Linked DNA regions of Homo sapiens: region 1 is linked to region 2. Evidence: read pairs that join two places in POLR2A ChIA-PET (ENCODE). Cell type or tissue: GM12878. All regions are shown on one strand. Each heading gives the region's core, and the rest is flanking DNA. Links, peaks and the distances in the headings are about the cores only. Region 1 overlaps PIP4K2A (phosphatidylinositol-5-phosphate 4-kinase type 2 alpha). Region 2 has its middle 46 kb from the start of PIP4K2A.

Region 1 (8,603 bases), core at 3,253-5,752, 110 kb after region 2:
AAGTGCCGGGATTACAGGTGTGAACCACCGTGCCTTTATTTGCACCCTTGTAGCAGCAAGATGGTCTCAGCAGCTCCAGCCTTACCGTGTTCACCACTGAGTCCAGCAAGACAGTGTCTCTTCCCTTAACAGTGGAATGAAAGTCTTAGGCCTGACTGTCCTTACCCCAAATTGGGTCATACGTCTGTCCCTGAAGCAGTTGTCGTGTCCAGGGGAATGGGAAGTGCTTATTTTTTTTAGGCACAGTTCCCCTCTCCCACTTCTGGAGCTGGACTGGGAATTCGAGAGGGGCCGGTGCCCCAGGTGGGGACACAGGACACTAACCAGAAGGAGCTGAGTAGATGTGGAGGAGCGGGAACAGCCGGTGTCCCTCACACGGGAGTCAGAACTCATCCATGAGGAAACAATAACATGAGATGAAACACTTAGGAGTAATTCTATATTATTTCATTAAATGTGCCATAGGAGTTGAGAGGAGGATGGCAGCAAGGTCTGGGGTCATTGAGGTCTTAATGCTCCGTAGAGCAGATCGATAGGAACTTGCCCCTTAAGGATTGGTGGATTCTTGGTTTGATTCCCCCAAGATGCTAATGGGGGAATGCCTGGAGTTGGAATTGATGCCCACTCCAGCGCTTTGTGCCCCTCCAGTGGAACGATGCAACACTACACAACACACCCAGCACAACACACTCAGCTCTTAAGGCTGACACAGGAACCCGGAAACTCCACTCTTGCACAAATCACAGATTTGGTAAAAAGCCAGGGTATGCTTCAGCAACAGTCAATAAATGAGTAAGTAAGCGAATCGTGGTACAGATGCATGTCGGAATGTTTTCTAGCCATCCAGTCATGTTTACATTTTAATAAATAGTTGTTGAGCACCTACTCATTAAAATATTTGGAAGAATTTTTAAATGAGAAACGCTGAGCTGCAGAATTGTTTACAGGATGAGTTCAGCCATCTGCAAACAACTTAGAACACAAAAGCCTAGAAGGAAATACATCAAAAAGATATGTGGTTGTTTCTGTTCTTTATACTTACCTGTAATTTTAAGACAAATGAAAAAGACCGCACAGCTGTGAACTGGCTAAATCAAGAGACAGCATTTGAAATATGGGGCGTCAGGCTTGTGCAGAGAAGAAACATAAATTACCATGGTTCTGGAAGGCAGGGCAGCAGTCACAAACAGACCTCCACCTCCTGCCGAGGGCTCCAGCTCTGAAGATCTCATCTTGTGCATGGCTGCATAGACAGGGATCGGTGCCTGTTACACTGGGTTAAGAGCTTCAGCTTTTCTTAAAAATCTTCAGACCTCTGCCTTAGAGATGGTATTTTGCAAAGTGTTTCAATTGAGTCAAATTGTTATTTTTCCACCTGGTGGTATCCCAGGGCTTCTATCAATTTACCTTGTGTATGTCCTCTGTCCTGCCTCTTGAGGCACAATTTCCTTTTTCCATTTTCATTTTTAAATTTTAAATTTTCTTTTTTAGAGACAGAGTCTCACTTTGTTGCCCAGGCTGGTCTCAAACTCCTGGCCCCAGGTGGTCCTCCCTCCTTGGCCTTCTAAAGTAGGGATTATAGGTGTGAGCCACCCTCCTGGTGCACTGTTTTTTCAGTCCACTCATTTCTGTCCCCTGCATTTTCCTTGGGTAAAGCCCCAGGCCCACTTTTGCCGTAGCCTTCTTTGATTTGCTTTAATTTGAACTTTCACAGGTAAAACCTTTCATAGGTTTCAAAGCAGTCGCACACATCTCATTTGCTGCCTTGAGATATAGCTGGATGATGCCATCATCCCTATTAAAATATGTGAGGGGAGGGCTCAGAGGTGTTAACTGCCCAGAATTATACAACCCTGGTCTCCCAACTCCAGCTTGCAGGGCTTCCCCACCATGACCAGCAGCTGGACCAGACCCTTTCTTGGGAATGCACACTTGACTACCCCTGAATCACTTTAAAACTCACCTGTCTCTGAAGACATTGTTTCTCAGCGACAGCTTCACTAGCACTGTTTGGTCTTATTAACCCCTTTCCCTTCTGTTGCCCTTTTGATCCTGAAATCTTAGCCCATGTTAAGAACGCCTTTCACAGATGTCGTTGTTACTAAGATTCTCCAATTTTTAGCTTTTTGTACTTACGATTTGGATCATTTGCCCACTCTGAGTATCTATTTTTACACGTCTTTTTTTTCTCCACACATGGTAAATTCTTGGAAAGTGAGAGCTGTGTTTTTCATTTCCTTAATAGTGGATATTTCTGCTAGGGGGAAGTTTAATCTGAGTGAGTGTCCAGCTCACCTTGAGGAAATAAAATAATTCAACCTTGAATATTTTCATAGCATTTTTAAAAATTATGAGATTAAATTTTCCTGAAAAATTTACGGAAACATGTGTTTTTCAAAATTAAGTTGGAAATATTAATGGCCTTGGGCATCTGCGGCCAGCAAAGTCATTGCCATTCCAGAACCCCTCACTGCAGGGTTTCCTTTCGTCCATTTATTAAATCTAAGCCCCATAGTGAGGAGAGACACTGCTGCACTCACCAAAAAACCACTGTTTATAAAATGCTTGGGCACTTCAGAGACAGCAGCTGTTTTCTCTTGGTATTAACACCGATCTGCAGATTGCCAGTTCTTCAGAATACAGACCTTTCCCAAATCTCCACTAATTTTGTTTATTTATTTATTTATTTTGAGATGGAGTCTCACTCTGTTGCCCAGGCTGGAGTGCAGTGGCGCAATCTTGGCTCACTGCAACCTCCGCCTTCTGGATTCATGCGATTCTCCTGCCTCAGCCTCCGAGTAGCTGGGATTACAGTAGAGACAGGATTTCGCCATGCCGGCCAGGCTGGTCTCGAACTCCTGGCCTCAAGTGATCCACCCACCTCAGCCTCCCGAAGTGCTGGGATTACAGGGGTGAGCCACCATGCCCGATCCCAAATCTCCACTAACTTTAGGTGCGTAGGATGGACTGAGCAATTTTGGAAATTCCAAAGCACCAGGGCCCTACCTCCTTTCTTCTGTCTGCCTCCCCTGCCTTCCCAGTGTGCATCTGCTGAATTGAATCATTAAGAGAAAGATTAAGATGAGTGGAAGGTGAGCCTGTTGTTGCTGACAGTTCACTTTCCCCAGTGAAACTGTCAGGAAGACAAAGAGATGTTGAAGTTTTAGAGTAAGTGGCCCAGGGTCTTACGGTATCCTGCAGTGTGACACTGGGTAGAAAGAGGTGGAGGAGAAGGAAGGAAGTGGCCTGGCTTGGCTGTCATGCACTGCCTTCCTTCATTTCCTTACCTCCCACGTACTGCCCCCCACCTGAGGCAAGAGGGGAGGAGTTTTCACCTTTTCCATATCTTCTTCTTTATTCTTTGAAACTATTTTTCTTCTTAGAGTTGTCTTTGGTAGAGTGGCCCTTAACTTAGTGTACAGTATGATTCATACCCCCGGGGGTGGTCCTTTCTCATAAACCCTTCTTTCTTTTTTTTGAGATACTCTGTTGCCCAGACCGGAGTGCAGCAGCACCATCATAGCTCACTGCAACCTCAAACTTACGGGCTCGAGCCATCCTCCCACATCAGCCTCCTGAGCAGCTCAGACTGAAGGTGTGTACCACCACTCTCAGCTTATTTTTGTGGTTTTGTGGAGATGGGGGTCTCATTATGTTACTCAGGCTGGTCTCAAACTACTGGGCTCGAGTGATCCTCAAGCCTCAGCCTCCCAAAGCTCTGGGCTTGTAGGCGTGAGCCACTGCGATGGACCCTTCATAAACGTTTCAAGCAGCATTGAACCAGAACAAGGAGCAGCGTTTTCAGTTGGGAATTCATTGTGTATTTTTCATTAAGAACATAACATTTCTTAACTTAGATGTTTGTGTAACCTGAGTTGCAAGATGAATTTACCACACAGTGACAGACTTTAAATTTTTGGTTTTAATACACATTTGCGTATTTTAAAAGCAAATGTACCTTCAGCCTGTGAAATAATATGCTAGATAATTACAGGTACTTTGACTTCAGTTATGTCTTAGATTTATTATAACTACAGTGTTGATTACTACGAAGACATTGCTTTGCAGAGGGAGATGTCTCAAAATGTCACAATTCAGTGTTTTATTATCAGACAGTTGCTAAAGTGGATAGTTAAAAATTGAGGCCTGGCATGGTGGCTCACACTTGTAATCCCTGTACTTTGGGAGGATGAGGCAGGCGGATCACTTGAGGTCAGGAGTTCAATACCAGCCTGGGCAACATGGTGAAACCCTGTCTCTACTAAAAATACCAAAAAAATAGGCATGGTGGTGCGCACCTGTAGTCCCAGCTACTCGGGAGACTGAGGCAGGAGAATCGCTTGGCTTGAACCTAGGAGGCAGAGGTTGCAGTGAGCCAAGACCATGCCGCTGCACTCCAGCCTGGGTGACAGAGTAAGAGTCTGTCTCAAAAAAAAAAAAATTTGTGTGCAGTTTTTCAGTTATTTCATGACTATTAGTGGTTATTCAACACAAATTAAGCACTGTATCAGTTACAGGGCTCAGTTAAATAATACAGAATCTACAGGAGCTGATTTAGATAGCAAGGCATTAAATGTACTAGTGAGTATTAATAGTGGCTCAGTCTCTGCAAATGCTGAAAAAGCAGCTCTGGATAGTGCTAGCAGGTGGGGAATCATTATTTTATATCCAGATCACTAGTAGCAAGGAAATCTGAGAAATTAATTTTCAGTTCCCCAGCCAAAGCAGCACAGGAAGTCACACAAGCAGTGAGGGGTCGCCCACGCATCTGTCCTTGGCACCCTGCAGCCACTGAGCTGCCTCCCGGGCACCAGCACAGACCTCAGTAGTCGTGGCCTTGCTCTCACCGGTTCCACTGTCCGGGAGACAGATGTCAGATACATCATACAAATACCAATGATGACAACTGCATAAGGCTAAAAGACAGGTTCACAATGCTTAGAAGTAAATAATAAGGGGACAGAGTCTAAAGTGGAGGTGGTGTGGACGCCTAGGAAGTCTCCTGGAGGAAGATGCATCTAAGCTGAGAGCTGGCCAGGAGAAGCAGAGTGAGGGAGTGAGAGAATTCCAGGCAGAGTTGCTGCGTGGGAGGCCCCAGGCTCGCTGGGAGAACAGAGCAAAGGCCGGGGTGATCGGAGTGAAAGGCCACAGGGCATAGAGTTGGGGACAAGGTGGGGTCAGGTAGGGCTTTGAGGTCACCAAAAGGATTTTTCCTAAGAGCAATTGGAAGTCATCTTTTGAGGCTGGGAATAGTGGCAGATGAGTGCTTTTAAACAATCACAGCCGCCTCAATTGGGAGAAAGGCTTGGAGGAGGGACAGAGTGAAAGGCAGGAGACCAGTTAAGGGTCTGCTTGGTGGACAGACTTAGTGAGTCCAGATAGCTGGTGGGGCTTAGGAGGTGGAGAGAAACTAGACATCCACTCATCCAGACTCAGGGCATGGTTTTCTGGCATAATTAACTTTGTGGTAAGAGTGCCTTTTTAGCCCTCTAAATGGAGATGTTAAGAAAGCCATTGGTCGTGGAAGTCTGGAGCTCAGAGAGTGGGTAGGAGCTAGAGCTACAAATCTGGGAGCTGTCACTTCCAGATGAGATTTAAAGTCCGGTGGTGAACCAGGTAGGCTTGAGAGGCCGTGGCCTGAGGTGGCTCGAGCCAGACCACTTGGACATGTAGAAGCAGGCTAGAGCAGGAACAGCCAGCCAGTAAAAGGTAGGGGAAAAAAAAAAACCCAGTAGATTTCCAAAAAGAAGAAACTCTCCATCTAGTTTAGGAAGTAATCTTTTTGTTTGGAAATAGACCATTTCTAGAAAGTATAGAAGTTGGTTCATGTATCTCATCCTGCTAGCAGCTAGGCTGTGCCTGGAGAAGTTAATTTAAAATAAAGAATGAGTTTATCTCTGTTGAGAACATTAACTTTCTTGCTATACCGCGAGTGGCACCTAAGTGAGAGTATATATTGAAGCGAGAAGTCCAGCTTGTTCACAATATCACAGTAAAATTGAGCTCAAATAGGTTCTCTTGTGTATAGAGTGCTCTGTATTTCATGGTGGACTACATAGGGCAGATATTCCTTCTTCCATTTTATAGTTATGAAAACTGAGGCAGCCTGGGCAACATGGCAAAACCCCATCTCTACAAAAATTAGCTGGGTGTAGTGTCATGCCCCTGTAGTCCCAGCTACTCCGGAGGCTGAGGCTGGAGGATCCCTTGAGCCCGGGAAGTCGAAGTTGCTGTGAGCTGTGGCCATGTCACTATATACTCCAGTCTGGGTGACAAAGGGATACCCAGTCTCAGAAAAAAGAAAACTGAGGCTAAAAAACGGTAAGTGATATGACTGTAAAACCTTCACACCTGCTTGTAAATACCTCTGATAGATCATCAGAGCTGGGTCACCTGGGAAGTCCCTAAGGGAGTGGCCCACAAGGCAGGCCACTTGGGATTCTGGAATAGCCTAGAAGATTTTTGGACACACACTTAGTTTTATTGGTCAAATGTTTGAGCCAAATCCCATGGATGGGTTCTGGGGAGATACACAGTCCCTGTCCCCAAGGAGTTGATGGACTAATGAGGAAGGCAGATAGAACCATGAACTCTGGGTGTTCCTGCCATTCTCTTGCAGCGATACAGGGGAACTTTTGTACCTGATGGGATGGGAGAGGGATATGAATGGCCATAAAGGAAATAGAGGAAAAAAGTAGGGCTGATATCGTTTGCTGAAGAATGAATCTACATAAGTATTTTTCCTGGGGGCAGGTCCTTCCACCTGCCTGTGCTGTGTAATTTAGCGAGGAGACTGATGTGGGTATGGCCATCCCTCTTACTGAGTAAATCTGTCCCATTATGTAGCTGTCCACCCCGTTCCTGGTCTTGCCGCTGAGGGAGCATGCCCCTCCCTTGGAGGTGAGCTAAGTCAGGATGTTCGGGTTAACCATGAGCCTGCGTGTGCTAATGCTTTCAGACTTCTTCCTTCCTTGTGTCTGCAGTGTCACCCACTAGTTATTTTATTAGCTCCTGGAGGACAGGGAGCATGTTTTCTTCTCCTGGTCTTGGCCCCTTGCACTGTGCCGGGTGCAACTTGGCGCTTAGGTGGAAAAGAGATGGCCGTTTGACACGTGTTTTGGCTCAGGGGTTTTTCTCAAGTTCAACAGTAACTCCACTCACTCAGCCCTTTTATGTGGAAGATGATTCATTTGACAGCCAAGTTAATATTTTAAAAGTGTGAACTTAAAACAATAAAGAAACTTTTGGGGAGCTGGAAAATCTATAGTCAAAGGAGAAAGAAACAGACATTATAGACCCATCTGATCGTGGAATACAGGAACATGTTAAATTATTCATAAGTTGCTTGATAACTGGTGAATAAATGTATGATGGAACATTTAGAATCTGGCGAAGCCTTCTAGAGAATCCATTAAACAAATGCATGCAACAGCAAGAAGTTTTGGATAAATTTTTATTCTTATAAATTGATGACATATAGCTAAACTCAAATTTGAACTATTAGTGAAAATATTCCAGTGCCCAGATTAGTAAATTATTTTTATTAGTGCTTTCTGGCTCTAAAAACTGGTATTTTATGGGAAATCAGAGGGTTAATTCTTGAAAGTATGATACTGATGTCCTAGAATGTGCTTTCTGCCCTCAAGCAAATGGCATGGCTTTGGGCTACGTTCTGATGATCACAAGTATCTCTGAATTGCTTTCTGTTTCAGGAATGTGTATCCTCTCTAGTATTCATTGGCCAAATTGATCTCTTAAAGACATTGTGGTCTGGCAAAGTTGCTTCTTGCTCATTAAGCTTGGGAGTATGTTTTAAATAGTTACATTCAATTGTTTCCTTGAAGCGTGTGAAGGAAATGTGCCTGTTTCAGACCACAAGAGCCAGGGAATTTTTTTAATGTCTGATTGTGGTTAATCAGTTTTCTGTTCTTCCTGGAGATAAACTGCATAAGAAAAGGTCACATGTTTCAGGGCTCCTCCTGCAAAATCAGAGATAGTATGAAATGACAGGAAGAGTGTTTTCCAGTCTGAGGAAAATACTTGGAAAAGGCAAAATATTCATTATCTGTAACAAGTGGTTAAAGATTTTCAAAGACATTCATAAAAATTGAAGAATAATAATGAAGTTGTCCCATGGAAGAAATATTCTTCAGATTACTTTTCCTCTTCTTTGATACTGTAATAACCAGAGGGCCATTTAATGTCAGCTAATAAAGGAGTCACAGAGTAACTACTAAGCAGACTTAAGGAATTAACTCTCCCCACACCGTCCTTAATTGAGTTTTTTGGTTGTCTGAATATTTTCTGTACATATTCTCACTCATTATTTGGTACTTTTTTTTTCTTTTTACTTAGCATATTTTAAGATACAACCTTTGCAGGAAAGAAGAGAGAAAACTGTATATTTAAACAGAGTGAATTTTGTGTTAACTCTGAAAGGACAGAGACTGGAAGGAAGATAAGTCAGGGCTTGAATATTCCAGGAAGGCTTTGAGGAGGAAGGAAATAAAGTCTGAACAGCCTTGAAGAATGGGTAGACGTAGGAAAGGATTCAGGAAGGTCTTTAGATAACAAAAGTAGAGATCCAGTGGCTGAGATGTTGT
Region 2 (8,603 bases), core at 2,435-4,934:
ACCATCGCCTCACCTTAGGACCTAATGGCCTCTTATGTGAATAGCTGCAATAGGGTCTTCTCTGGCCTCCTTCAAGTTTGCTTCCAAAATGGGAAGCCCTTTTCCCAGATCAAGGGGATCATACTAAAACAAAACTGTGATCATAGCTATCACACTGCATAGGGTATGGACCCCTTCCTTGTTTCCCCATGGCATCAGAATGAAGTGAAGGCAGCTTGCTGTGCACAAAAGACCTTTCCCTGGTCAGCTTCTTCCCAGTGTCCCAGCACCACCCCTGCCCCACTGCACAACTGCAGCACAACCCACCCCCAGTGCCATCCCACAGGAACCCTTCACCTCCCAGCCACCCTGCCCACTCATCTCTGGACTCGTTGTTCTCCTTCAACGCTCATTCTTTTTCTTTCTTTCTTTTTTTTTTTTTTGTTTTTGTTTTTGAAATGGAGTCTCACTCTATTGCCCGAGCTAGAGTGCAGTGGGGAGCTCTGGGCTCACTGCAACCTCTGCCTCCCAGGTTCAAGCGATTCTCCTGCCTCAGCCTCCCGAGTTGCTGGGGTTACAGGTGCACCCCACCTTGCCTGGCTAATTTTTGTATTTTTAATAGAGACAGGGTTTCACTATGTTGGCCAGGCTGGTCTTGAACTCCTGACCTCAAGGAATCTACCTGCCTCAGCCTCCCAAAGTACTGGGATTACAGGTGTGAGCCACCACCCCTGGCCAACACTCATTCTTTTTCTAAAATATATTTTTATTGAAACATAATAGTGTATATTTATGGGAGATGTGGTATTTTGATACAAGCATACAGTGTATAATGATCAAATCAGGGTTATTGATCACCTCAAATTGATCACTGCATTTTCTCAATTCTACTTCCTAAGTGCATGTGCCATCTGCCCTCTGGGCTCCATCCTCATCATCTTCTTCCTCATGGTGCCATGGGAAGCCAAATCACCTTAAATATTTATCATTTCTTTGTGTTTGGGAACATTTCCAAATCTCTTCTAGCTATTTTAAAATTTACAATAAATTCTTGTTAACTAGAGTCACCCTATTGTGTTACAGAAGGCTGGAACTTACTCCTTCTATCTAACTGTATTTTTGTACCTATTAACCTCCCTGTGCCTTGGGACCCTCCTCCCCTTCATCCAGTTATGCTTCGTCAGGGGAGCCCACCAGTCCTCCCCAGGGATATAAACCCCAGAGCATGGACCACATTGTGAAACAATCGAAAACTGGTCAAACTTGGGTTATGTGCATAGCTGATATAAACCTTTAGATATTCTGAGGAAAGCAAAGAAATCACCATCAAAATCTAATCTGAAAGAGATGACATTATTTAAATCCAGTAAAAGAATCAAAGGAAGGTTTTTAAAGAACAGGAACTTTTTTAAGAACTTTTTTTTTTTAAAAAGACACAGGGTCTTGCTCTATTGCTCAGGCTGGAGTACAGTGATACAATCATGGCTCACTGCAGCCTCCATCTCCTGGGCTCAAGCGATCCTCCCCTCCTCAGCCTCCTGAGTAGTTGGGACTACTGGCGTGCACCACCACACCCAGCTAATTTTTTCTTTTCTTTTCTTTTCTTTATTTTTTGAGATGGAGTCTCGCTCTGTCGCCAGGCTGGAGTGCAGTGGCACAATCTCGACTGACTGCAACCTCTGCCTCCCGGGTTCAAGTGATTCTCCTGCCTCAGCCTCCCGAGTAGCTGGGACTACAGGTGCATGCCACCTACGCCCAGCTAATTTTTGTATTTTTAGTAGAGACAGGGTTTCACCATGTTGCCCAGGATGGTCTCGCTGTCTTGACCTCGTGATCTGCCCACCTCAGCCTCCCAAAGTGCTGGGATTACAGGTGTGAGCCACCACGCCCAGCCCCAGCTAATTTTTTAATTTTTTGTAGAGATAGGGTCCTGCTATGTTGCCCAGGCTGGTCTCAAACACCTGAGCTCAAGCAATCCTCCCACCTTGGCCTCCCAAAGCATTGGAATTACAAGCATGAGCCACTGCATTCAGCCAAACTTTTGACTGGAATTCTAGTCTCAAAAATACTTTTTTGCTCAAATGGACGGCTCCTATAATATCTTTCCAGCTACTTCTTTTTCCTAAAAGCATCTCTCTAATCCCCTAATGACCATAAGATAACTATGTGTAAGAATTTTTTAAAAATCTTGTCCTCAATCAAAACCTGGGTTTTATGTGCAGAATTAGGCCACGATCACAGCATTATGTGGCCAAAATGAATTCTGAATGGACAGCCCTGCTCCCTCAGATACCCACACAATCAATCAGATTAAAGAGCACAAGAAGAGAAAAAGTGTGAATTTCAGTTAGGAGACATTTTGAGGAAATGTGCCTTTGACAAGCATGGGATGGTATTTTGGTCTCTCCCCCTCTGAAGGGTGTGATTGCAATTCCTCCTCTGCCCTCATCTCTCTCTCTCTATTTAGAGAGAAACAATGAGGAGATGGAAAGATCGAACAAACACATCTTTGTGAAACAACAAAGAGGTACAGTGGGGTCCTGGGGCTGATGGAGGGGTGGAGACTGCCTCTGGTTTGCATTCCTGGCTCAGGGGGTGAAAGAGAGAGGGGACCAGATGTGGCAGCTCACAGGAGTTGGAGGGGGCCTGCCCACCTCCCCCTCTTCATCCCCTAACTCCAGCTGTGGTGATGAGCTGCTCTTTGAACACAAGAGGATTCCACTTAATGTATCTTCTGCTGATGTTGCAGTTGGTGGTGCTGACATATGGAGAAGGAGGGAATGATAGGGAGATGATTCACACAAAGATCTTGTCCTTTAGTTTTCTTTTACAAATTTGGGATGAGGTCATGCTTGGTGGCTCATATCTCTAATCCCAGGACTTTGGGAGGCCAAAGCAGGCAGATTGCTTGAGCTCAGGAGTTTGAGACCAGCCTGGGCAACATGGAGAAACCTCATCTCTACAAAAAGTAACAAAAATTAGCTGGGCATGGTTGGTGCACAGCTATAGCCCCCACTACTTGGGAGGCTGAGATGGGAGGATCAATTGAGCCCAGGAAGTCGAGGCTGCATTGAGCCGTGTTCACATCACTGCACTCCAGCCTAGGCAATAGAGTGAGAACCTGTCTCAAAAAATAAAAAAGGGAGGTGAGAAAGAGATACCAGTGAAGAAATACTACCACAACCAAGGAAAAGATACCTCGATAAATGAGGGACTAGAGCCCAAGCCTTATCTGAGTCATTCATGCTAAACATCCCATGAGAAGTCACATTTAGAGGGATTAAGAACACACACTCTGAAACCAGACGGCCCAGCATGGATCCTGACACTCACATCTACCAGCTTTATGATCCTGGGCAAGTTTCTTAACCTCCCTGCGCCTCAGTTTCCTTTGTCTTTAAAATGAGGGTGAAATCACACCAACCTCCCAGTATTGCTTCGAGGGTCATATGAGAGAAGATTAACATAAAGCAGTCAGAAGGTTAAGTCTCAATATACGTTAGCTATTATTATGGTTAAGCAAGTTATAGAATTATTTTGTACCTCGGTTTTTCTTTTTTTTTTTCTTTTTTTTTTTTTTTTTGAGATGGAGTCTTGCTCTGTCACCCAGGCTGGAATGCAGTGGTGCAATCACCGCTCACTGCAAACTCTGACTCCTGGTTCACACCATTCTCCTGCCTCAGCCTCCCAAGTATCTGGGACTACAGGCACCCACCACCATGCCTGGCTAATTTTTTTCTATTTTTAGTAGAGATGGGGTTTCACAGTGTTAGCCAGGATGGTCTCAATCTCCTGACCTCATGATCCGCCCGCCTTGGCCTCCCAAAGTGCTGGGAATACGGGTGTGAGCCACTGCGCCCGGCCAGTTTTTCAATCTATAACAATGAATTTGTTTTTATTAAATCAACTCTATAGTCCTTAGAAAAGTTAGGAGGGAATTATGGAAAAGCTTAGAAAATATGACTAGCATGTCAACTTGGAAGACATACTTAGAAAGGCTTTGCTACTTAGTCACCAAAATATGTAACAAACAAGAAAGAAAGAACCCTGTCAACACTTAATATGCTCTTCTTTTCAAATACATCCCCCTAGAGCTATCATTAATTCTACCCGCTCTACACAACAGCAGGCTGACAAAAACAATCATCTGACTTGAGAAGATAAAAATGGAGTTTCCCCACCAACCTTCCAAGTTCTATGAAAACCAAGTCCAGAAGAGAGGCTGAGTTTGTTTATGTTCTTTGGTCATGCTGTCTGAATATTCAGAAGTTAATAATTAGCTAGAATTTGTTAAGTACATACTATGTGCCAAATAATGTGTTAGATATTTTACATTCCTGTTGATAAGAATCTTAGGAGTAAGAACTGTTGTTATCCTATTTGACAGATGAGAAGACTAAAGTATTAAAAGGTCAAGTAAGTGGTCAGGTCTGTCTGACTCCAGACCCTGTAAGCTCAATCACTGCATTATGCAGCTTCTTTTGATCCTAGGTATACTGAATAATGTTTTTCACCATATACTTGCAACATTTGATGTCAATTTTTTTTATGTTTTAGACAGGGTCTCACTCTGTTACCCAGGCTGGAGTGCAGCAGTGCCATCACCACTCACTGCGGCCTCAACTTCCCAGGCTCAAGTGATCCTCCCACCTCAGTCTCTCGAATAGCTGGGACTACAGGCACATGCCACCATGCCCACCTAGTTTTTTTGTATTTTTAGGAGAGATAAGATCTCGCCATATTGCCCAGGCTGGTCATGAACTCCTGGGCTCAAGTGATTAGTCTGCCTTGGCCTCCCAAAGTCCTGGGACTACAGGTATAAGCCACTGCGCCCAGCCCCAACATTAATAATTTTGAATTATTTTTTTAACTGGCAAATCCATATTCTAAAAAACATTTCCAGATTTACTAAATGTCCTTTCCTAGAAGACCTGTCATTGTGAAATGAAGTTTTCCTACTTTCGGGGATTAAAATGTCCTTCTGAAAAATGAAATAAAAGTGTTGGTAGATTATATATTTTCCCTCTTTTTTTTTTTTTTTTTTTTGAGACAGAGTCTTGGCTCCTGTTGCCCAGGCTGGAGTGCAACGGCACGAACTCACCTCACTGTGACCTCCGCCTCCTGGGTTCAAACGATTCTCCTGCCTCAGCCTCCTGAGTAGCTGGGATTAGAGGCATGTGCCACCATGCCTGGCTAATTTTGTATTTTTAGTAGAGACAGGGTTTCTCCATGTTGGTCAGGCTGGGCTCGAACTCCTGACCTCAGGTGATCCACCCGCCTCAGCCTCCCAAAGTGCTGGGATTACAAGCGTGAGCCACTGCTCCCGGCCCTATTTTCCCTCTTTTTAAAGAACAAAACTAAACTAAAAAAAAAAAAAAAAAAAAAAAAAGGATGGATCTTGCCAATTTTTTTCTTTTAATTGATGGACTATGAAATTCACACATCTGAGCACATTACATCATACTTTGCATAATGGTTTAATGTTTGCAAACAACCATTAGTTGTTGAGACCGGAGATCTCGCCTCGGCATCATCGCTGTTTTCTGGAATCACAGGAACACAGTCAGTCGTCTTATTAAAATACATGCTTATAATTTGATGTGAAAAAACAGCATGAAGAAAAGGTATTTTGAAAGCAATTAGGGAAATTAATTATGGACTGACTCTTACATGATGCCAAGGAATTATTGTTAATTGATTAGGTATTGTTGTTAGTTTTTAAAGTCCACGTTTTTTAGAGATGGATATTGATATAAGTCGAGGTAAAATTATACATCTGGCACTCGCTTAAAAATTCTTCAGCAAACTTAAAAAAGTAAAAGAAAAGAGAGATGAAGCAAATATGTCAGTCTTAATAATTTTTTAATCTGAGTGATGGGAAGAATGAATTACAGTCATCCCTCAGTACTCTCGGGGAATTAGTTCCAGGATCAACCCTCACCCCCACCCCCTCCCCACAGCCCACTCCCCCATGCCAAAATTCAAAGATGCTCAAGTCCCTAATATAAAATGGGGTAGTATTTGTGTATAACCTGAACACATCTTCCCATATACTTTTAATCATGTGTAGATTACTTATAATACCTAGAACAACGTAAGTGCTATGTAAATAATTACTATACGGTATTGTTGAGGGAATAATGGCAAGAAAACAAGTCTGTATGTGCTCAGTACAGATGGAACCATCCTGTTAGTTTTCTCAAATATCTTCAACCAGTGGTTGGTTGAATCCACAAATTTGCAACCCATGGATACAGAGGGCCAACTATACTACATTTGAAATTATAGTACATGACATTCTTCATAATAAAGATATATATGATCATATGTAATATTGAAATCTTGTCATCAAAATTTTTTTCCACTATTAACTATGTGGACTTGAGCAGTGTTCTCTTCTGTAAATGGGGTGAGGATATCTAATTTGCATATTGTTGGGAGATCACATGAGATGCCTGCCCCAAAAGATATTCAATCATTGTTGGTGCCCTTCTCCCCAACTTTTCTTCTTCTCTCACATGTTCTAGACAAATTCAGAATTACAAAATGATATTTAGGCAGTAGCTATTCACATTTTCCTAAATGAGTTACCATAGACTTTTTTTTTTTTTATTGAGACGGAGTCTTGCTCTGTCACCCAGGCTAGAGTGCAGTGGCGCGATCTCGGCTCACTGCAAGCTCTGCCTCCCAGGTTCACGCCATTCTCCTGCCTCAGCCTCCCAAGTAGCTGGGACTACAGGTGCCCGCCACCATGCCCGGCTAATTTTTTGTACTTTTAGTAGAGACGGGGTTTCACCATGTTAGCCAGGATGGTCTCAATCTCCCGACCTTGTGATCTGCCCACCTCAGCCCACAGATTCTTTAAAAGAACAAATTTCTCTAGTGCACCTATATGATTCAATTTATAACAATAAAACACAAAGGCAACTTTTCAGACACAGAATTTGTGTGAAGTGAGATGTAGTTGGAAGAGGAAATGATAGTCATTAGAGACAGTGGCTATAAAAGTGTTGCATGGCAATTAAATTTTTAGAAAATTCTGCATCCTTTTAATATTCTATTTTATTAAGTTTTTGATAAGAAGTATATTTCACTAATTAACATGTTTATGCAACTAGAATACAGCTTATATAGCACCAGCAAAGTCCTTCGATCTACATCACAATTCAATTGCTTACATTTCTCAACTTCACACAATTTAACGGAAATCTTTTGAAACTGTGATGCTGAAAATTCAGCAACTTTTTGTTAGCCAACAAAAAATTAGGTTTCTCTATTAGTATAAATAATTATGTAATAATTTTCATGGGCATATTCACGCTTTTTATTGGTATAATGTGGTATAGTTCTTAATCAATAAGAAAGAATTATGTCTAAATTACAGAAAGAATCTTTGAAGAGTTTGATTAATCACAGCTACAAAGAACACTTTTATAAAAATACTGGTCCAGAAAGCAGATTATTCTAACTCATTCCTCAGATCACCCTAGTATTGCTTATTGAGTATCAGTGTGGTGCTACACAAGGCACTCATTTTTGAAACTTTTGCAGAAGAGCAAATGCATTCACTATGCTTTGCCACATGGTTATTTCAAAATTTCAATTAAGAACAAACATTCATCATTTTCCCTAGCAAGCTCCTATGCCCAGACCGTTTGAAAGGGCAGGAGAACAATTTAATAAGTTAAATCCTGTCAAAAATAACCTATCAAGCAGATGACAAAAGGAACCTTTGCTTTGAAGCTTGAAAAAAAATTGCATTTCACTATGAAAAATCGCCTGTCTTTAGGATCTGTTTCATGTTTCTTCAAACGATTCATATCAACCTTCCCACAGAGCAAGATTTGAGATGAAGTTATGTAATTTATTGTCATGCTTTAAACATATTATATTTATTTGTCCCTTTGATAGCTTTTTTTCTCTTAGGTCCTTGGAGGCAGTGAGATTACTGTGAATTGACTCTTCCTGTGGTTAATGGAAAAAGTGGCAGGATTTGCTGAAAGTGAGGAAGGTAAGGAGTACAACAGAAGAGATGGAATGAAGAAAAAAAAAAGGTAATGTTGCAGAATGAAAGTTTTGTTAGTGTAAGAGTTGAAATCTGAAGGATTTTCATTCTGGACCTAAAAATAGAAGATCAACCCATAGGTAAATATCACAAATACCATTGGGGTGGAGACTTTGCCTCTAGTGTAGCTTCACCACCAAGTCCAATAGTCTGTATTGTGCAAAGAAGGGAGGAGGCCGGGCAAGGTGGCTCATGCCTGTAATCCCAGGACTTTGGGAGGCCAAGGTGGGAGGATCACCTGAGGTCAAGAGTTCGAGACCAGCTGGCCAACATGGCGAAACCCCATCTCTACTAAAAATATAAAAATTAGCTGGGTGTGGTGCTGCACACCTGTAATCCTGGCTACTCAGGAGGCTGAGGCAGGAGAATCACTTGAATCCAGGAGGTGGAGGTTGCAGTGAGCCAAGATCGTGCCACTGTACTCCAGCCTGGGCAACAGCAAGACCCCATCGAAAAAAAAAAAAAAAGAGAAGGGAGGAGAAGTTCTTGGGTGTCTCTGAGGTGCCCTGATCTGCAGTGGGTAGGCCCTTTACATATTTATCTTGTGTCATCCTCATGA

What was found. Peaks named below come from ENCODE experiments on the same cell type or tissue, not always from the same donor. Only the 100,000 strongest peaks of a DNase experiment are listed, where the experiment ranks them.
Region 1: POLR2A ChIA-PET joins it to region 2 with 5 read pairs; 3 of 35 experiments call an interaction of 5 or more read pairs at or near these places.

The regions. Positions count from the first base shown.
Region 1 is chr10:22,647,961-22,656,563 of GRCh38, reverse strand. All of the region lies in intron 1 of PIP4K2A (phosphatidylinositol-5-phosphate 4-kinase type 2 alpha), which reads left to right. Among named protein-coding and RNA genes, the nearest start is that of PIP4K2A, 62 kb to the left of the region's middle. RefSeq lists an enhancer at 1,081-1,150. In GM12878, for the core only: no CTCF peak of the experiment used is centred there; a DNase peak (open chromatin) is centred at 4,797; H3K27ac peaks cover 635 bases.
Region 2 is chr10:22,755,954-22,764,556 of GRCh38, reverse strand. No RefSeq gene overlaps it. Among named protein-coding and RNA genes, the nearest start is that of PIP4K2A, 46 kb to the right of the region's middle. In GM12878, for the core only: no CTCF peak of the experiment used is centred there; no DNase peak of the experiment used is centred there.